Linked DNA regions of Homo sapiens: all the other regions are linked to region 1. Evidence: chromatin contacts called from ENCODE Hi-C or POLR2A ChIA-PET data. All regions are on one chromosome and are shown on one strand. Each heading gives the region's core, a stretch centred on a gene start or an enhancer-like site at or near the end of the contact. The rest is flanking DNA. Distances are from core to core; before and after follow the strand shown. Region 1 holds the start of FGFR2 (fibroblast growth factor receptor 2). Region 2 overlaps ATE1 (arginyltransferase 1). Region 3 overlaps LOC105378523 (a long non-coding RNA gene).

The links. Hi-C counts contacts between places; a loop is a spot of excess contacts on that map. ChIA-PET counts read pairs that join two places held with the same protein, here RNA polymerase II (POLR2A). Pooled maps may share reads with other maps.
Region 2: a loop to region 1 is called in a map of dorsolateral prefrontal cortex, with 4 times the contacts of the local background. The contact joins the enhancer-like site here to the promoter of FGFR2 in region 1. A Hi-C loop is called at or near these places in 11 of 168 maps with a recorded cell type or tissue (Caco-2, GM12878, HCT116 and 7 more), 18 of 37 single-sample maps with no recorded cell type and 23 of 50 pooled maps. POLR2A ChIA-PET finds 5 or more read pairs at or near these places in 1 of 52 experiments (BJ).
Region 3: a map of MCF 10A shows a loop between it and region 1 (5-fold over the local background). The contact joins the enhancer-like site here to the promoter of FGFR2 in region 1. A Hi-C loop is called at or near these places in 7 of 168 maps with a recorded cell type or tissue (MCF 10A, dorsolateral prefrontal cortex, mammary epithelial cell and 3 more), 1 of 37 single-sample maps with no recorded cell type and 7 of 50 pooled maps.

Annotation. Positions count from the first base shown.
Region 1 is chr10:121,596,939-121,600,929 of GRCh38, forward strand. It overlaps FGFR2 (fibroblast growth factor receptor 2), which reads right to left and starts at 1,506. Exons shown (of 18, transcript NM_000141.5): 1 at 1,024-1,506. RefSeq lists an enhancer at 1-712.
Region 2 is chr10:121,908,822-121,912,812 of GRCh38, forward strand. It overlaps ATE1 (arginyltransferase 1), which reads right to left. Exons shown (of 12, transcript NM_001001976.3): 5 at 2,085-2,330. Among named protein-coding and RNA genes, the nearest start is that of ATE1, 17 kb to the right of the region's middle. Within about 2 kb of position 1,995, at least 2 of the 41 ENCODE cell types and tissues checked have a DNase peak (open chromatin) inside an H3K27ac peak, as active enhancers do; they include GM12878, where a contact is called at or near this core.
Region 3 is chr10:121,305,681-121,309,671 of GRCh38, forward strand. All of the region lies in intron 1 of LOC105378523 (a long non-coding RNA gene), which reads right to left. Among named protein-coding and RNA genes, the nearest start is that of LINC01153, 130 kb to the left of the region's middle. Within about 2 kb of position 2,076, at least 2 of the 41 ENCODE cell types and tissues checked have a DNase peak (open chromatin) inside an H3K27ac peak, as active enhancers do; they include mammary epithelial cell, where a contact is called at or near this core.

The DNA of each region.
Region 1 (3,991 bases), core at 256-2,755:
CCGGTGGAAGATTTACAGGGATTTGGGACCAGGGAGACAATGGAGTTTTAAATGTTGATAGCGTTTCACACCAAACACATAATGGGTGCCCTGAGTTTGAAAGCAGGTTTGCCTTTAAGGGTAGGTTTTATTGAATTGGGAGAAAGGAAGGAGGGTCTGGAGAACGGTCTGCAAGGGAGCGGGGTGCGAGGAGAGCGACGGAGGCTGGTGGTCCCCGAGCGGGCCTCCTGCGCCAGGTCCGTGGTCCGCGAGGGTCGGAGCCAGCGCCACGCAGGGCCCTCGGCTTTTTTCCCCAGCGCGGCCCCGTGGCCGAAAAAAATGAGCGCGCAAGTTAGAACTCGCCTGCGCTTTCGACATCTCCCAGCCGCTGCGGCAGAGCAGGCAGGCGAACTAGAAAAAGTCGGTCCAGTTCGCCCCCTAGCCCCAGGCGCACTGCGCTCCCTCCAGCGCCGACGGCGGCTGCGGGCGAGGGGCGCCCAGGCACCGGAGCCGTCGCCTCCCCAGCAGTGCCACCCCTGGCCATCGCCACCCCTACGGGATGTCACCGGCCCCACCCCAGCGGCCCCCTCCCGAAAAAGGGGTCTCCGCAGGGCCTGGATGGTACGGAAGTTCCCAGGACACACGGATGGGGCACCTCGGAGATGACCCCGGGAACCGGCCTGCGGGGCTGTGCCACGGGCAGGCGAACCTTCCGCCCGTCTGCTCTGGGGTCGGAGAAACGCGCCCAGTCAGCGGGAATGCGCCCGCCAGGGTTTGACAGGGAGGGGGGCGTCAACGCCAGAAGCAGATGTCAGCATCTGGATGGGGGTAGCAGAGGCAGAACTTCCAGAACGCCGGCCGTCAGCACGCACCCACCTCCCCCATCACCTATGCAGCCACAGAGGGAGGACACGGAGCGTCCTCCACAATGCTAGTCCTTCCGCGCCCCCCGCCCGGAGGACGGTGCACCCGGCGTCCCGGGCTCCCGTGGCGCCCACGTCCCCGGCTGGCGAAGCTCCCCGAGGCGTCTTGCGCGGCGATTACCTTGAATGGCAACGCTCCTCCGCGACCTGTGTTGTCCCCGCGCCCCGCGTGGGTCGGGATGGAGAAAGCGACGAGCCCGGGGTTGCGGGGAGCAACTCCAAACGCAGAAGAGTGGTCCTTGGGTCTTCGCCGGCGCCAAGCCTCCCGGGCTTCACGCGTACCCCAGGCTGCGGAGGAGCGCGGGCATGACGCCCGCGGGCTGCCCTCGGATTTGGGGAACGAGAGGAAGAAAGGACTCAGGCTTGGCGTTGCCTCCACCAAACTTTGCTCGCGAGTTGCGAAGGCTCAGAGCGCGCAGGCAAGCTGCGGCCTCGGGGCCCCCGGGGCTCGCGGCCGGCCCCCGCCAGCCCGGAGAGCAGTCGCCGCGCCGGGCCAGGTACGCCGCATGCAGCCCCGCGGCGCCCGAGCTTTGTGGCGGCCGCGCGCGCTCCCTCGCCCGCTCCGCACCCGCCGCCCGCCCGCTCGGCTCTCCACCGCGCTCTCCTCCAGCCGCCGCCCGCGCCGCCGCCGCCGCCCCCGCCTCCTCGCGGCGGGTCACGCCCCCACTGAAACCCGAGCCGTTTCCTGGACGGCGGCGCCCTCTCTGCCAATCAGCGCCGCGCGCCCGGGCCGCCCCGAGTCCCGCGCGGCTCCCGACGCCTCCGAGCAGCCGGAGACACCGGCCCGGGAGGCGAGGGCTCGGCCGCGATGCGGCCGTAGGGATGCAGCGACAGCCTCCGAATAAGGCCTGGTCCCGCGCCCCGCGCCACCTCCTCCCTCCTCCCCGGGCGAGCGAGGCTGGCCAACGGCTCGCTGAGCGACTGCGTTACGTTGTTTTATGTCAAGTTAGAAAACAAATGACCGAAGGCTCTAACCCTGCCCTCCCGCTAAAGAGACTTTAAAATGCGCCTGCTTGATACTGCGGGGAGGGTTGCCAGGCAGCTGAAGCTTTTGGAGGAGAGGAAGCCACTTGGAAATGTTCGCAGGACATTGCATGTTTCTGTCCTTCTAAACAATAGAAATGAGAGGAAAAAACTGAATATTAATGGAGGCCCTACTATGGGAGGGTCACACTACATAGGTGATTCTATTTCATCTGCCCAACCACCCTGCAGAGTACTATTCCCAGTTTCTGATAAGGAAACAGGATCAGAGAGGTTAAGTAATTTGCCTAGGACCACACAGCTGGCTACTAGGACAGCCTGACTTTGAATGTGGCTCTCTCAGAAAAAGCCAAAATTGCATCAAAAAAAAAAAGTGTTTAATAATATATGTTTGGATTAATAAAAAGAAATTCAAAGGAGTCTAAAGACAACTCTACCATAAATAGACCTTGAACAAAGTAATTCCTCCCTCTGAATCTTAGATTAAAAATCATAAATGCAAAATCTGATTCTTCAACTGCACACCAAGCTGTAACTGGTTAAAGTTCCTATGTCCATTTACCTTTTCACTAAGCCGTGTCTTCGGAATAATTTATTTTAAATATGCTTTTTCTCCCTCCTTATTCATCCAGCTCCTGAGCAGCCGTGCTTAAGTTCAAGACCATATAGATTAAAACCTTAATTATTTTTCTTTAGAAAAGGTCACTAAACCCAGAAATGCTTTAGAATCCTTTTGAGGCCTGAAGATAGATGAAGCATTGAGAACAAACCTGACTTGGAAAACAGACTTTTCCTGGATTTAGAAACATATTTGCACCTGTGTCACTAACATTGCACCCTTCATAACATTTACAAAAATATTTTTCAAGGTGCTACATGATTAGAAAATCATTTTTATTCACAAATATAGCACAGAAAACGTTTATGCAAGTTATTTAAAAGCCACACAAGTAAGAAATCCATTTAACTGCCTCAGGCAAAAGGCTATAACATTGTATTTTGGAAATTTGATAGCAACAAAATAAAAACTGGTTCTTAAGCAAAATTATCCCTCTATATGCTTGGTGGGAGGGTATGTTTTTGGTCAAGTCCTCTAACCTGGATTAGCCCCAGAGCCTATACATTAACGGACACCTCAGCCCAGGTTGACACTTAGCCATTCACTCCCACACGGGTTGTTCTGATAGCAGTATGTTTTCAAGTTCTCAGAAAAGGGATGCAGCTGAACGTGTCTGCCTGCTCGCAGGTTGCCACTTACATCTTTATATTCCCCACCAATGGGAAACTCGAGTGTCTCAGGACAGTTCCTTTCCCATCCTACACCGCATCCATCAGCCATTGAAAATGCTGTTAACACATTCTCACATAAATTAATGGTGCAGGAAGCCGCTGTCCCTATCCCCCATTCATCAATAGCTTTATGCATGTTGAATGGAAAGGAAGCTTTCCGCTGAAAATGACAAATAAGAACACCTACTTTCATGTCCAGGCACAGTTTGCAGAATGTATTTTTTATAGAAATGAAAAGACACCAATCTATCAAAAGCTCCTTATTCCCTAAAGAGGGCTCATATATAAGGGACTGAAACCCACAAGACCACAACAGGAAACTCTTCAGTTTTGAGGAGGGGGGGGAAGTATGTTTAGAATTATTTTTAAAAAATCAATTATGTCCCCATATTTAGTCTTCAAGTGACCTCAGACCATCCAGGAAAACCTTCACACCACTGAGGCTTCTGAATGAGAAAATAATCTCTTTACAGTTTTTTCTTTTCTCTTCCCTCTTCAAGTGGCTGGAACCCCTTTCGTCAATGGCCTCCCATGAATGGTGTTGCTAATAAAGCCTATTAATGAGCTTCCACGGCGGAGTGTGAATAGGTAAATAAGCCCCAATCTGTTGAGGTTCTGGGGCAAGGGCAGAAAAGCCAGTAAGAACTAAAGGTGACAGTTTGAACTGAACTGCGAACGCCAGCACCAGGTTTCAGCTGAAAGAACCGCCAGACAAGGACACATTCACAGTTCCTCCACCCCCTACTGAGGTCTCTTTTCTTCGCAATTTTCCCCCCTTTACAAAATGTCTTGAGTAGTCACCCTTTTTTTTTTTC
Region 2 (3,991 bases), core at 745-3,244, 310 kb after region 1:
GCCTAGAATCTGATCAAGGCTCTATATCCAACTATCAATTTATAAGCGGGCAGAGGAACATGTTAAACTGCAAACGTAACCTGTCAGATACAGAAAGTGGAACAAACAACCCAAGACAAACAACCCAGTTGAGGAATGATGGAAGGGGAATATCTAGAACAAAAGAGATTGTTGTTGTTGTTTTGAGACAGGGTCTCATTCTCACCACCCAGGCTAGAATGCAGAGGCACGATCTCAGCTCACTGCAGCCTCGACTTCCCAAGCTCAGGTGATCCTCCCACCTCAGCCTCCCAAGTAGCTGGGACTACAGGCATGCACCATAACACCTGGCTAATATTTTGTATTTCTAGTACAGACAGGTTTCACCATGTTGTTCAGGCTGGTCTCAAACTCCTGGGCTCAAGCAATCCACCTGCCTCGGTCTCCCACAGTGCTGGGATTACAGTTGTAAGCCACCACTCCTGGCCGTAAGAGATTTTTTAAATATATCAACAATCACAATATGTGGACATTATCTGGATCCTAACACAAACAAATGTTTAAAAATTGGAATTTGAACACTATTCAATGGCATTAAGAAATTTTCTTCAAGTATAATAATGGTATTGTGAATATTTTTTTTAAAGTTCTTATCTTTTAGAAACGTATTCTGAAATACAGGATATCACAATGTCTGGAATTTGCCTCAATATAATTTTGGAAGGGGGAACTAGATGAAACAAGAGTGGCTATGACATGAGTCAGTAATTGTTTCAAATGCAGGTAGAGTACATGGAAGTCGATTATACTATTCAATCTATGTTCATCTATGTTTGAATAACGATTTTTTAAATTTGACAAACTATAAGTAATTTTATTAAAAAATAATAAAAGAATTGACCCTACCCCCCAGAGAGAAATAGTTGAAAGAAACTGTCTGAATTATTCAAAATATTTCACTGGGAGCTGGGCACAGTGGCTCATGCCTGTAATCTCAGCACTTTGGGAGGCGAGGGTGGGAGGATAACTAGGTGAGGAGTTGGAGACCAGCCTGGGTAATATAGTGAGACCCTGTCTCTACAAAAAATTTTAAAAGAACTAGGCATGGTGACAAGCTCCTGTATTCCTACCTACTCAGGAACCTAAGGCAAGAGGATCACTTGGCCCCAGGAGCTCAAGGCTGCAGTGAGCTATGATCACGCCACTTCACTCCAGCCTAGGCGGCAGAGCAAGACCCTGTCTCAAATTAAAAAATAAATATTTTCTTGAACTATTAGTATTAATTAGGATGAAATCTCAGACCAAAATCAACTTAACATGAAAACCTTATGTAAAAAACTATTCAATAAAATTGCAAATGGAGAATTTTCTCTACTTTAACATGTGTAACATAGTTTAGACAAGAAAAACTAAAATAGTACTAAAAATCTTTCCCTTGGATCATTTGGCATAAATATAAGAACTAATTCAAAAACTGACACATCTAATAAACTAATAACCATCCAACTTCACATTTCACGAAATAATTTTAAAAGAGTCATATACACACATATTAAATTCATTTAATACTGGATAAACTTATTAAGCCTAATTCTTTTATAAGTAATAACATAAAAAAATCTTACCTGATTAAAGGCAAAGTTAAACATCAAAATCTGGACATTTTAAAACTAAAATACACTAAAATTACATTAAAAAATTTAATGATAAACTGAAGAATTTTATAATGTCTGTATTTTGGACATAATAACTATAATTCATGTTGTCTCACTTAATGTTAAAATAAGAATGTTTATCACTCCTTTTCACTGAGAAAAATTTGATTCTCAACCCTGTAAGGCCCTAAAGTAGTAAGTAGAAATGGAACTCTTTGAAAATATCTGTATTTAGGGATAAGGCTATTGTTACAGGCTTTTTAAGCATAGTAGTTTGTAAAAGGCATGATTTGTCCATCTAATTCTAGGCAATAATAAACAAAGCAGGGTTCTGTTTTACAGACTGCACGACTAAGTCATCCTTTTGGCTGATGGAAAGACCCAGGGTTTAAAATGACTCAGCAAAAAGCAAAGCCGTGAATATGACTTGGTATCAAAAATCTTTACTACCTGGCTTAGGAACTGTGTGAACTTTAACTGAATGTGACGGTTCACCAGAGCCCAACTTCTCTCCTACGAAATCTTGTGACTGAAGTAATTCCTGAGGTTCTTCTTTCTTTGAATTTTTTCCTTCACTCTCTAAACTCTCTTTGATGTCATCACTGAGTGTTTTAAGATCACACTGTATATCCAGTTTATTTATCAATGCAAAGTCACCCGCAACAGCATCATCCATTGTGGAATCCATGGGCTCATCTACAAATCAGAAGAAATTAAAAATCCATCAGCTGGGTTATTTGATACAGTTAGGTAAATACAGAAATACAATGTTCCTATTATCCATTGTGGCAGAATTACTATCTGTCCACCAAATCCATTCTCATCCTCCAAAATAAGAGAGCTGCACTTAAGACTGGCACAGCTGGGCATGGTGGTTCATGCCTGTAATTCCAGCTCTTTGGGAGGCCAACACAGGAGGACTGCTTGAGGCCAGGAGTTTAAGACCTGCCTGGGCAACATAGTGAGACACTATCTCTACAGTAAATTAAAAAAAAAAAAAAAAAACAAAAACTGTGGCGCCCTAGCAGGGCAATGTACTGCCAGTCCCTTTACAAGTGGTGACCAAGCTCCTGCCAACAGAACATAACACAACTGATACATCCAATTATGCCTCACTAGTTTTAAAGGAAACTTGCGACCCTGAACTTCTACCCTTCCCCACAATGGCTGGATTAGTAAAAACCAGAGCAACCTGGGAAATCACATGTTAAAGAAAAGCCCAGAATGGCTGGTGGGGAGAAGAGTTGAACGCCAACCTAGAACACCCACACTGAACTGTTATGTGAGGAAAGAAACAGACTTTTTTTTTTTTGAGGAGTCTCCCTCTGTCGCCCAGGCTGCAGTGCAGGGGCGCGACCTCGGCTCACTGCAAGCTCCGCCTCCCAAGTTCACGCCATTCTCCTGCCTCAGCCTCCCAAGTAGCTGGGACCACAGGCGCCCACCACCATGCCCAGTTAATTTTTTGCATTTTTAATACAGACGGGATTTCACTGTGTTAGCCGGGATGGTCTCGATCTCCTGACCTCGTGATCCACCTGCCTCGGCCTCCCAAAGTGCTGGGATTACAGGCGTGAACCACCATGCCCGGCCAAGCCCGGCTAATTTTTTGTAATTTTAGAGAAGACAGGGTTTCACCGTGTAAGCCAGGATGGTCTTGATCTCCTGACCTCGTGATCCGCCTGTGTTGGCCTCTCAAAGTGCTGGGACTACAGGTGTGAGCCACCACACCCGGCCCCGAAAGAAACAGACTTTTATCTTTCTTTTAGTTATTGCATTTTGGTATCTTTTTGTCATAGCTGTTTATTCCTTTACTCTAATGAGTACATCACTCCTAGTTCCAGGCACAGATAATTCAGAAGCCTGTAACAAGTCAAATAAACAACCAAATATAAACACTACAAAAGAAAGAGAGGCAGCCAGATGTGGTGGCTCACACCTGTAATCCCAGCACTTTGGGAGGCCAAGGCGGGCAGGTCACAAGGTCAAGAGTTTGAGACCAGCCTGGCCAACACAGTGAAACCCCGTTTCTACTAAAAATACAAAAAAATTAGCCAGATGTGGTGGCGGGTGCCTGTGGTCCCAGCTACTCGGGAGGCGGAGACAACAGAATGCCTTGAACCCGGGAGGTGGAGGTTGCAGTGAGCCAAGATTGAGCCACTGCACTCCAGCCCGGGCGACAGAGCAAGACTCCGTCTCCAAAAATAAAAGAAAGGCAACCACCAATTTACAAATGGACAGCATCTTCAATGCTTATCTCCATGTTCATTTTTCTAACTCAGAACCTAATTCCTTTTTTTTTTTTTGGTGGAGACAGAGTCTTGCTCTGTCACCTAGGCTGGAGTGCAGTGGCAGGATCT
Region 3 (3,991 bases), core at 826-3,325, 290 kb before region 1:
TCAGAGAAAAACACAATTATTGAACACAGTCAAAATTTCACATTTTTGCTTATCAATAAACACCGCTTTAAAAAAATGAATAGACATGCCACAGACTGGAGGAGAACATTTGCAACATATACATCTGATAAAGAACTTGATTCTGGAATATGTAAGGAATTCATACAACTCAGTAATAAAAAGACAAACAGCCCGATAAAAAATAAGCAAAATATTTGAATAGGTTTTTCACCAAAGAAAATATTCAAATGGCCAATAAGTACATGAAGGAATACTCACTGTCATTAGTCATTAGGGAAATATAAAATAAAATGACAATGTCATACTGTTACACAATCAGCAGTAATGGCTAAAATGGAAAAGACTGGTAATACCAGATATTGGCAAAGATAGGGAGGTATCAGAACTCTCATTCGTTGCTGGCAGGAGTGTCAAATCTTACAAACACTTTTGTTATATAGTTAAATAGACATCTATCCTATGACCCAGAAGTCTTCTAAGTATTTATCCAAGAGAAATGAAAACACACGTCCACAAAAAGACTTGTTCATAGCAACTTTATTCATACAGCTACAAACTGGAAGCCACCCAAGTGTCAATTAACAGTAGAAAGGATAAACAAATTGTGGTAGATTCATACAATGGAATACTAGACGGCAATAAAAAGGTTCAAATTGCAGAAACATGCAGCAATATGGATGAATTCCCAAGACATTATATTGAGTACTGAGTGAAAACATTATGTTGAGTGAAGCCAGACACAAAATAGTCCATACCAGATGGCTGCATCTATATGGAGTTTTTCACATGAGAAAATTAATAGATGATGATAGAAATCAAAGCAGTGACTGCTTCCAGAGTGGGTGGTGGGGTTGACTGGGAAAAGGTACAGGGATACTTCCTGGACTGATGGAAATATTCTATATCTTACCAGGGGTGTGGGTTACATGAGTATCTGCATTTGTCCAAACGGACAGAACTAAATACTTGGAATCTGTGCATTTCACTAAATGTAAATTATACTTCAATTTTTAAAAAGCATTGGGGAAAAATTATCTTTTCTATTTTAGGCCAAGACTACGGATAGATCTCTAAGAGAGCTCTTATAACCTTAGAGAACAGAATCTCGCCAGAAAACAAAGGCCTCACCCAGACCAGGGGAGGTGGCAGGGCGTTTCTCTTCAATTAATTTGCAGTCTTAGACCAAGGCAGGATATAATGATGACATTAACCAACCACAAATCCCAGTGACTGCACATCTTGGAAGGCACTGGATAGACTACGGCAAGTGTCAGACACCTCCTGAGTGCGAACCTCTTGAAATCTTCTCGTTCAACCTCTTACTCCAGGTACCTCTGCAATGATCAGTTCAGTGCAGGCGCAGTCCACTTGCACTTAGGGGCAGCCTAATGGTGCCTAATCATTCCCTAACCTCATACCTCTTTCTGCCTTGGTCCTTCTCTGATGCCCTGGGGTGGGACCCAGCACATGCATGTACATCCAGGAACTGCAGGTGAGTTACAGCCTATGTGATCACCTTGGCTAGTGCCAGATGGGGAGCTGGTAGGCCGATGCATCCCTCCACATTGCTTCTGCAGACATTTTTGAGCACACTTCCTAAGGCTCCTTAGGAAACCCCTTAGGATGGTGCCTCAGTCACCATTGACTACACAGTGATCAACTCAGTAACATATATCTCTTTACTGACTTGCCCTCCTTCCCTTTTCCACTCCATCCTTCCCTTCTGCTCCCTGGGACCACTTTTTCAATAAGCCATCTGCATACAAATCTTTGTCTAAGGGTCTATTTTCAGGGGCACTAAGGCCAAGGCACAGTTTGTGTATATGTACAGAAATTTACATCTACATACACAAATGCTTCCCTGGGTGCTGAGACCATGTATAACACAGACCCCTATTCAACTGGCTGCGTGCCTGGAATGTTGTTCCTTGTATAAACTAGAAAGAGACTGATGGCCTCCTGCTAAGAGAGTCAGCTCTTGCTAAGATACACACCTTGATAGGAAACATAACAAGAACCATGACCAATGCCCATTCCAGAACCATTGCCTTTTTATGTAAGTAATGAACCCATCCCTGGGCTGAATTCAACCCCAGGAGTGTTGAGTCACTAGGTTTATACCATTGATTCTGCTGCTAATGACTAATAACTGAGTGATGGATGGAATAATACTGCTTCCAGGGAGACACTTACCTTCTCAAAGAAAAAACTCAAAACGTGATTTTTAACTTCTGAATGACTATTTTTCTCATATACAGTGAATTACGATAAAGTATCAAACCAATATCGAAAGACCACTAATATGAGGCAAGCATCAGTGCTGTTTGTGGTTGCATCTCTTGTTGGGTTCCATGGCCTGGCCAATCCTCAACCACATGAGAGTACTCTTGACAGACAGAGAGTTTGGACTTGAGGGTTCACATATCCTTTCTTCATTCATCTACTGTGTATACAGTGCATAGCTTCAAGCAAGGAATGTTGCCCTTTGTGTTTCTGTCTTTCTCCTGGGCAGTGACTCGCCTTTTTTTTTTCTTTTTTGGACTTACAAAGAGACTAGTTAGTGAAAGACCTAGTGTAAATATGACAAAACCCCTTCAGTGGGGATAGTTCATTAAAATCAAATAGCTTGTTACAACAGGTTTTCAGCTGAATTGCTTAATGTATGTTTTATAAAACTTCTTTACAAGGCATCTGCCAATGTTTAGCCAGAATGTTGGGTTGGTGTGTTGGTTTTCCTCTTCAGGGAAGATTCAAGAAAATGGTAATGGGATGTGAAGACAATTATATAGAAGCATGTTGTTGAAGACTGGAAAAATAAATGAAGAGCTATTAAATCTGCTAGAATTGGAGCCAGGCTCTAACTATGCGTAGAAACAGACTGGCTTCGGCCCCATCAAGGCACGTTGAGATCAAGCCCATGAAGGATGCATCAGCTTCCATTATAATTACAGCCACTGCTCTCAGTTTTACATAGTTCTCACTCCTGACACAGGCAGCGTTGGAAGCACAGAGAATCCGACAGAAATGCAACTTCTATTTTTGGAATTCCAGTGTGTGTGGAGGAGGGGGATGCAATGCATTCTGACTTTGATTGTGTTTTCTCTAGTTTATAGATTAACCTAAAATAGACTGTGTGTTTCATTAGAGCGAAAGAGGATATAAGATCTCTACTGAAAGGAAAATCTTCTTTCTTCTTCTACTAAGTGCACAAATAATTGTTTGCCACTTCAGCAGCTCAAACTTACAGAGTAAGAAATGTTCATGAGTATGGCATCCAAGGCTGTCCACTCTCTGACCCCCCCACTACTTCTCCAGCCACCTTCACCAAATAGACACATGATCCAATATTTTAGGTTCCCTGCTGTTCCCTGCACACACCAGGTGACTTCAGGCTCCAAGCTTTTGCTCATCCTGCCCCTTCACCTGGCAAGCCACTCCTTGTCTCCTTGTCTCATCTTTCATGACATAATCAGCCTCTCTAGGAAATTTTCCAACCCAACTTTTCCATTTCAAACTAGGTTTGTCCATTTCCTCTTTGGAAGGGGACAACCGTTCCCTGTACATCCTCTTCCATCTTGCATCCCAGAACACTAGAAAGCAAATTTTTTGGAGGTAGAAACTGTCTGACTCATTCCTGTACCTTCACTGCTTAGCACAATGTTGAACACATGGTATGTCTTATGACTAACTGAATGAATATCACACAAGGCAATTTGACTTCTTTTCTTGAGAAAGTGAGAAAATATTGGAGGATTGCTGCCTTGGAAAACATTTGGAAGGATTCGGGGCTATGTTCATCCAGAGATTCCAGGATATTACACACAAAGCCCTAATAAAGCTATAGCGAAAATACATTCTGCAAAATCACTAAGGCTTCTCCTACTCAGGGAGTCAATGTGGCTTAATCCACAAACTGCACCCTGTGCCGCTTCTCATTTCCTGATTAAAATTCACATTGGATTTCCAGAAG